Regions from separate parts of the Homo sapiens genome. Here region 1 is linked to region 2. A link is an interaction called in ENCODE POLR2A ChIA-PET data of the cell type or tissue named here. Cell type or tissue: GM12878. All regions are shown on one strand. Links, peaks and the distances in the headings refer to the core of each region. The heading gives the core; the rest is flanking DNA. Region 1 overlaps ADK (adenosine kinase). Region 2 overlaps ADK (adenosine kinase).

Evidence for each region. Peaks named below come from ENCODE experiments on the same cell type or tissue, not always from the same donor. Only the 100,000 strongest peaks of a DNase experiment are listed, where the experiment ranks them.
Region 1: POLR2A ChIA-PET joins it to region 2 with 6 read pairs; 6 of 35 experiments call an interaction of 5 or more read pairs at or near these places.

What each region holds. Positions count from the first base shown.
Region 1 is chr10:74,638,274-74,642,675 of GRCh38, forward strand. The region is part of intron 9 of ADK (adenosine kinase); the gene reads left to right. It also overlaps the pseudogene NDUFA8P1. Among named protein-coding and RNA genes, the nearest start is that of ADK-AS1, 110 kb to the left of the region's middle. In GM12878, for the core only: no CTCF peak of the experiment used is centred there; a DNase peak (open chromatin) is centred at 2,008.
Region 2 is chr10:74,583,217-74,587,618 of GRCh38, forward strand. All of the region lies in intron 7 of ADK (adenosine kinase), which reads left to right. Among named protein-coding and RNA genes, the nearest start is that of ADK-AS1, 56 kb to the left of the region's middle. RefSeq lists an enhancer at 2,308-2,477. In GM12878, for the core only: no CTCF peak of the experiment used is centred there; DNase peaks (open chromatin) are centred at 2,305 and 2,995; H3K4me3 peaks cover 1,387 bases; H3K27ac peaks cover 2,749 bases.

The DNA.
Region 1 (4,402 bases), core at 110-4,109, 55 kb after region 2:
TATATCAATACCACATTAGCTTGATTTTTTTTATTGCGAGAGATGCAGAAAGATCAATATCTTACATGCTCTATATCACCATAAATACTTTCAATAAAGCTTTTTTGGCCTGGTAGGGTGACTCACACCTGTAACCTCAACACTTTGAGAGGCTAAGGCTGGAGAATCACTTGAGGCCAGGAGTTCAAGACCAGCCTGGGAACATAGTGAGACCCTGCAAAAAAAATATGGAAATTAGCCAGGCATGGTGGCACACGCCTGTAGTCTTGGCTACCCAGGAGGCTGAGGCAGGTGATCACATGAGCTGAGGAGCTCGAGGTTACAGTGAGCTATGATCATACCACTTGCAATGTAGCCTGGGCAATAGAGTGAAACCATGTCTCATTCAATCAAACTTATTTGAACCTTCGTACATTTTTGCTTTTATTAATGAGCTTTTCTTTTAAAATCAGACTTTTAATGGCTTTCTGGCAGTGTCATCCTGGTTGTGGTTGAGACTAATATGAGCTCTAGTTTGTGTTTTTTGTTATTGTTTTTGTTTGTTTTTTTGAGACAGGGTCTCTCTCTGTTGCCAAGGCTGGAGTACAGTGGCACAATTACAGCTCACTGCAACCCCTTCTTCCTCCCAGACTCAAGTGATCCTCCCACCTCAGCCTTCCGAGTAGCTGGGACTATAGGTGCACACCACCACACCTGGCCAATTTTTAAATTTTTTTGTAGAGACAGGGTTTCATCATATTGCCCAGGCTGGTCTTGAACTACTGGACTCAGGTGATCCACCCACCTCAACTTCCCAAAGTGCTGGGATTATAAGCATGAACCACCATGCTCAGCTGAGCTCTAATTACTGAAGATTAATTCTATAGGTTGAACCTGGATATGTTAGAAGACATAGGGGACTTTCATAAAGAAGTTCAAATTAGAATATGTGAGATAGGAGAATTTTTTAAAAGAATTGTTATTTGATACTTAGGGTGTAGTCATATACTCTTAATATTGCTAGAGTGTAAATTGGTAAAAGTTTTCATATCCTTTTATACAGCAATTTCAGCTCTTGGAATTTAAATAATCAAAAGTCTGGGAGCATCTACATGTGAAGACATTCATGTCACTTTTATGTATAATAGTGTAGCAACTTGAAACTATATATATTATGTTACATGAAAAATAAACTAACACAGTGGGTTCATTCACTTTGTGAAACTTCATCACTTATTTGAGGACTTTGAGTATAAACAAATCAGAATATAAAATTACCTGCTATTACGAAGTAGCAAGAGAGGCTGGGCACAGTGGTTCACACCTGTAATCCCAACACTTTGGGAGGCCGAGGGGGGCAGATCACTTGAGGTCAGGAGTTCCAGACCAGCCTGGCCAACACAATAAAACCCATCTCCACTAAAATTACAAAAATTAGCCGGGCGTGGTGGCATGTACCTGTAATCCCAGCTACATGGCAGACTGAGGCAGGAGAATCGCTTGATCCCAGGAGGCAGAGGTTGCGGTGAGCCGAGATCTCGCTACTGCACTCCAGCCTGGGTGACAGAGCGAGCAAGAGCAGGCGAGCAAGCGAGACTCCATCTCAAAACAAAAAACAAAACAAAAACAAAGTAGCAAGAGTGAGTATGCCAGTGTGCTGGGGGTAAGATGATTTAGATACTCTGTATTTTCCATGTCTTATTTTCATACTTTAAAAAACATATCAGTTGTTTCTAAAAGAACATATTCCTTTTAGTTACAAACATATACATTCAGCAACCCTAAAGTAGCATAGACTACTACTGGCTGAAGCTCTGGGGTTTTATTAGTACAGTGATGACTTAATTAACAAATCCTCTTTGAACAAAGCCTCTTCACTCAAGACTGGCCTTGGTGCAGTAGGCATGAGAGAAGGACCAGTTTTCTCTGAGCTAGATCGGTAGCAGCAGGGACTAATGAGGCAGGGCCTTGAAAGTGGCTCTCTCTCAGATCTAACTCCTCAGGGACTGGCTAAAGCTGAAGCTGAGGGTACTGGTGCACTCCTGGGACCTACACAGCCTGGTTACCCAGGTGTTGAAAAAACAGTTTCTGTGCCAACACCATATGTGGCTTTTAAGAGACTCGGCAGGACTCTTGCTTTAGGCAGAGCATTCCTTGTGTGGAATGAGTAAGCTGGAAAATAACAAAGAGGGAATCCCATGTGCTAGGAAGCTTCCTCTTGTCTTCTGTGTGCTCCGTGTACTGCTTTTTCAATTCTCTGGGCCTTATTTTGTTCAACTATAAAGTAAAAGGAGTAGCTAAAAAATCTCTAATATATCTTTCAGTTCTAATAGACTACATGTTTAAATCAGGAATCGGCAAACTTTTTATAAAGGGTCAAATAGTAATTATTTTCTGCTTTGCAGGGCATACTACCTCCATTGCAAGTGCTCAACTCTCCCTCTGTAGCGTGAAAACAGCTGTATATAAACAAATGGGTGTGGCTGTATTCCAATAAAACTCTATTTATAAAAATAGGCAGCTAGCCAGATTTGGCCCACAGGCCATATTTTAACAAGCCCAGGTCTAGATGTTAATGTAATGGGAATGTCATATTAAGAGAATTATTTGATGAATAGGATATAATTCTTATTTCATAGAGACCATTCTCTCAGACTTTTTATTTTTAAAGCGTAGGCAAATATAAAATATTATTTCACTGTCAGGATGTAATACCATGGGAAAAAGATTAAAAATACTCTGGCACCAAACTGTTGTAGTAAATTATCTGAAATAGAGCCTTTGACTTCCCAATTAAGGAAGAAAATGGTGTCTGCAACACCTGTGACTGGGTTATTTTAAGTCTTCAAAAGTTAGGGGCCTAGTAGAAGAGAGTCTCAAGGGCTTGTTCATTTTCTTTCTCATCAAATGGGCCAAATCATGCTTTTCATAGTAGAAGGTAGGCTGTGGACCCTTTACTATTTTATTTTTAAATATTTCTCTTGGCTAGGCATAATGGCCCATGCCTAAAATCCCAGGCTGAGGCAGAAGGATCCCTTGAGCCCAGGAGTTTGAGACCACCCTGGGCAACATAGCAAGACCCCGTCTCTACTAAAAAAAATAACTTTTTAAAAATTAAAAATAAATAAATAATTTTTTGGTGGTCCAGAAAGGGGCAGCTGCCATGCTTTGCAGGTTTCAGATCCCCATCTATCTTGGGTTGGGTTTCTATCTTGGTCTTAAGTTATCAGTATTCTAATATGGAGATAAGTCTGCCTTCACTTTGGAGACCTTTGTTAGTTCTTCCATGTCAGGCTTCAGCTAGTATAGTTTGTCTAATGCATTTATATAAAACTTGTTTCCAACAATGAAAAAGCAATTACAGGTTGGGATATGTAATTCAGGCCCATTACTACATAAAAGGATCAGCACAGTGGTACTTTATCTGACTAGGGAAGTCTAAAATATTCTTGTTGGCCAGCTTGCTTTCACATAAGCACTGTTCGGGATCTTTTCTAAGTTGCAGAACATGAATTCCTTATTGGCCTATCCCACTAGCCACAGCTGTGAGCACAACAGAACTGACACATACCTGGTAATTATACCTTATCTAAAGTGAACAGGGCCACCTTCCCAGCATAGTGACAGCTATAGCCCTTAATCTAATGCAGTGGTTCTCAAAGTATAGACTCACTGGGGGTGCCCTTTCTGAGGCTCTTTCAAGGAATCTCTTCTATGAAATCAAAACTACTTCACAGTAATTCAAATATATTATTTGCCTTTTTGACTCTCAATGACAGTAGAGTTTTCCAGAGACTACATAATGTATGATATCACAACAGATTGAATACTGAAGCAAATGTTAAGAATCCAGCTGACTTCTGTTAACCAGATATTAAAGAGATTAGCAAAAACTTAAATGTCATACTCTCTACTAATATTTTTGTTTGGAATATATAGTTATTCTTATGAAAATATGTTAAAATGTAGGTTTATTCAGAAATTTTCTGAGATCATTTTATTTTCTAATACAGTAAATATTAATAAATATGACTCACACAAAATCTATTTGGAGTCCTCAATTTTTTTTTCTTTTTTTTCCTGGCTTACATTTTTTGATGCACTCAATTTTTTTTTTTTTTTTTTTAATTTAAAAAGAGACAGGGTCTCACTATGTTGCCCAGGCTGGTTTCAAACTTCTGGGCTCAAGCAATCCTCCTGCCTTGGCTTCCCAAAGTACTGGTATTACAGGTATGAGCCAGTGCACCTGACCTCAATAATTTTTTAAGAGAAAAAGTTTGAGAACCCCTCCTCTAATGTAATACCCTTAGTTGCAATACTCTGATCTCATGGTTACTGATATCATCTTTACCATATTCCCTCTTATAAAATATTTACTAAAATTATCCCCAGAGATAACCCTTGTTAACAATTTAGTGATTAC
Region 2 (4,402 bases), core at 295-4,294:
TTGTTAAATTTCAGCATGACTTAGTTATGTCACTGCTACAGCTGTTGCAGACATTCTAGTGGTAGGAGACTTTGACTCAATATTGTTTTTCTCACCTGAGGATTCTAGCACTATTTAATACTCTTATTTTAGTGTCAGAAACAATCATTGCTTCAGAATAACAGAAGACATTGTGAATTAAAACTTCAAATAAATTTCATGCAAAGGATAATATCTCCCGGTTAATCTGTGTTGAAGAAATGGTTGACCATAATCAGGTATACAAAGCCATTTAGATAGCATATATCTAAATTTTCTTTCCAGAATTTGCTTACCCTCTGATTTGCTGACCACACTTGCTTTGAAGTTTTGGTTTTTGTTGTCTTGCTATGTTGCCCAGGCATGTCTCAAATTCCTGGACACAAGCAATCCTCCCACCTCAGCCTCCCAAAATGTTGGGATTACAGGCATGAGCCACTGCACCTGGCCACTTTGAAGTTTTTATTAACATAATTTGAATGTGAAATTACCTGAGTTTTTCTTGTTAACCTCATGTATAAAATGTGGGATAGGGAATCCAGGCACTGCTTACTTAGCTTGGTGCCTCTGGCTCTCATAAGACTTTTAATAAAGGTGTCAACCAGGTTTGTAGTCATCTTGCTGCTCAGCTAGGGGAGGATCTTCTTCCAAGCCCACTCATGTCCGGTCACAGCCCTCAGATCCTCACTGGTTATTGATCATGCACCACTCCATAGTCCTCACAACATTGCAACTTATTTCTCCTAGAGCGAGGGCTCAGAGAGAGAAGGCTTGTGATCAAGAAGATGAACAAAACATACCATCACTTTTGTCATATATTTGTTAAAGCAAGTCACTAGGTCTAGAGCACATTCAAGGGGAGGAGAATGTACAAGGATTTGAATACCAGGTTCAAGGATCATTGAAAACCATTTTGAAGACTGCCTCCTACACATATAATCCACAGATGGGACAGATCATTAAAGTACTCTAGGTGCTCTGACACTCATTTGTTTATCCTGAGATCTTAACAAGAACTTGAATTCAATAGGCAAAATGATTTCAGTTTCACATAAAGTATTTCATTTATTCCTAGCAACAATGCAACGAAATAGGTATGGTTAACCCCAATGTTATTGATGAAGAAATTGATGTACTGAGTGACTGGCTCAAGATTACATAGCAAATAATTTGTAAAACTGGGACCTTAGTGTAGGCCTTTTGATTCTAGACCCTGTACTCTTTCCATTGGCTATAATTGCTTCCTACCAGTACTATGTTGCACTTAAAGCCATTCAAGGAGAATATTATACCTCTAAATTTATATACAATTATATGAATTTTTATTATACAGAGATTTTTATACATATATGTAGAGAAAGACAGACACCCCCCTGTCTTAATCTCTAACCTATACCACTCCGTTTAGGAGTTATAGTATTATTGAGTCAAAGTCTAATATCATTATAAGGCCTGTAACAGCTGTAGCAATGACACACATGTACACAGATGCTAGCAGCCTAAAACTACACTTAGGAGGTAAATGTTTGTTGCATGGAGAGATGAAGAAGCAAAGTAAGAAAACAGACCTGGTCTGGTGGCTCCATTCCCCCTTGGCTTGTCAGTATACAGAAATCATTGTGTTTCTATATAACTAGTAACAAATAATTGGAATTGCAGTGAGTATGGGCAAGTTATGGTTTTAGTTTAATATTGATTATAGATAATTCTACTTTATAAGTAAGAACTTGTGTTATCAGATGAAATATAGAGAAAGTTTTCTCCTCCATAGTTGTCTTTCATATACGCAAACATGCACTTGAGTTTCTTTCCTTTCCTGCATAATCTGAGGATTGTGCTTTTTAATAGTGGCTTGCTGATCCCTTTAAATAGCTCTTAATGTAAGTATTCCATAGTTTTCATTAATCTGATTAACATAGTTTTTCCCTAACCTCCATTCAAAAACTATATTTGGTTGTTGTTTTACCCTGGTTGCTGAAGCAGCAAGCCTACTGCAAAACCTAAGTGGTGTGGTATAGATGAGAGTCTAAGACTTTAATTATATGTCATTTTATTCACAACACTCAATTCCAGGAAGGAAAAAATGGGTCTGTTTTTGTAAAGGACATATTATGTGAGTATCATTCATTGTAAACCAAAAATGATACTGTATTATAGCATAGACAACAATGAGAACTGATTCTGAAAATGTGACCTGACTGAGAAACTGAGTAATAGTGAAAGTTATCAAAATGGAAAAAAAGCGTTAATGTGAAATCCAGCCTTCTCAGAAATACTCTTTCCTGGCCTGTTTAGTTTTGCTTTTGTTGCTTGTCATGCATGAATGAAAGTGCTGTACTCTCAGGGGAGCAGGAAAGCCTCTGTGTCGGTTGTTTATTTCCTTAATCCCTCCTCCTTTGTGATTTTTGATGTCAGATCTAAAATGGAAAGCCTGTAAATATAATGATTATCACACGGATAATCACCTGCATTAGGAACCGCCCTGCTTTTCTATTCTAACCCGAGCTGTTCTCCACATGTCACATCCACTCTGTGGTTGGATTTTAACCTGACTGCTTCATTAGATTTGTGAAACTCAGTACGAGGCGCCCTGGGGCAGCACAGATGGGGACTTGCTTGTTTTCTTTTCTCACTTTTACTGCAAAGGCACACTAAAAAGTCCTTTTCAATTTAGTGCGATCAGTTCACTTGGAATTATCTCTGATATTTGGAACCTGTCTTGCTCTTCTGCCCACCAACTATGCCTATTCTTTCTTCCTTACTTTCTGACCTAATGTCTTTTCTTTCTGCCTCTGCATGTCATGAATCTGACAACTAAAATTCTGCTTACAATTCTTACTGGGTCAAACTGTTCCCCCGTGTTGTTTTGTTTGTTTTGCTGACAGGGAAAAATAAATGTTGTTCCATCATTGTACCTACAAACACCTTCAGATCAGAGGTTAGCTGTGGGAAAGTCTGCAGTGATATGAGCCAGCTGCCTTCTCTAATGGAGTGACTTGGGGCACCAGTCCAAGATCAGAGGAAGGTGGGAGGAAGTCAGAAGATAAGATCATTTTAAGCCACAGAACAACAAGCTTAGCTTTTCTAGTGATAGGGCACAGCTCAGCAAACCTGTGTGAGGGGGCACTAAGACAAAAAATTGAGTTGACTTTTTTTAAGTACATCTTTCCTCAGTCAGAAATATGTTGATGCTTGAAATAGTTTACAGACATGGAAGTGTCCTAGGGCCTGGTTTCCTTAAAAGATAATGATTTGACATTTATATATGTGTCTTCTTGCAGTTAGTCAGCTCCATACCATAACAGATCACAGTTAATTTTTAAAAATAATTTTTTTGGGCTGGGCATAGTAACTCATACCTGTAATCCCAGAACTTTGGAAGGCCAAGGCAGGTGGATCACCTGAGGTCAGGAGTTCGAGACCAGCCTGATCAATATGGTGAAACCCCCATCTCTGCTAAAAATACAAAATTAGCTGGGCATGGTGGCACACACCTGTAGTTCCAGCTACTCGGGAGGCTGAGGCAGGAGAATACCTTTAACCCAGGAGGCGGAGGTTGCAATGAGCTGAGATCGCACCACTGCACTCCAGCCAGGGCTACAAGAGCAAAGCTCTGTCTCAAAAAAAAAAAAAAATATATATGTATATATATACACACACACATATTTATATACACATATATATACATATACACACACATAAATTTTTTACAGTTAATTTCTTATATTTGAGCAAAACTGGACATTAAAAAAATTTTACTGTATGTGAATTTTGAGCATTTATGGCTTAGTGCAATTTTAGTCCTACACATTCTTCCTTTGAACTTTGTCTTACAGTCCCCTGGGGTTCTCTCATGTCTCTGATGAAGTTCCATATAAATAAGTGGTTCTAGTATAGCTTTTTTGTTGTCTTTTTCATATAAGAATTTGCTTGGTTCAGAGTGACAGCTTGGGAAGCACTACATCAATAGCTTTTGAACCTTTTCCTATTCCTTGATATCACCGCCAGCAAATGTTACTGACTATGTGATGTACAAAGTTCTAACCTTGCTTGCACAAATTGACCAGTTGTCAAGATCAATATTTATTTGCTTATTTTTGTCTACATGAACTAAGGGTAACTTGGTCAGGCTTATGTTTCTCTAGTAAATAGCGTAAGGAGTTGTACTTTCAACTTAACACTTCCTGTTGACTTCAGTGTTTAGCTGTAATCATACATTTTGACCTTTCTAAATCCTCAAAATGGTTCTCTAACCTATATGTTATTAGTACATTGGACCATAGGTGCATACATGTATTTTTTTCCCAATGTTTTCCCAAATTTCTGCTGAAGACACTGACTGTACTTTCTGCCTTACATGGCTTGATGCTACAGTCGTTTTAGT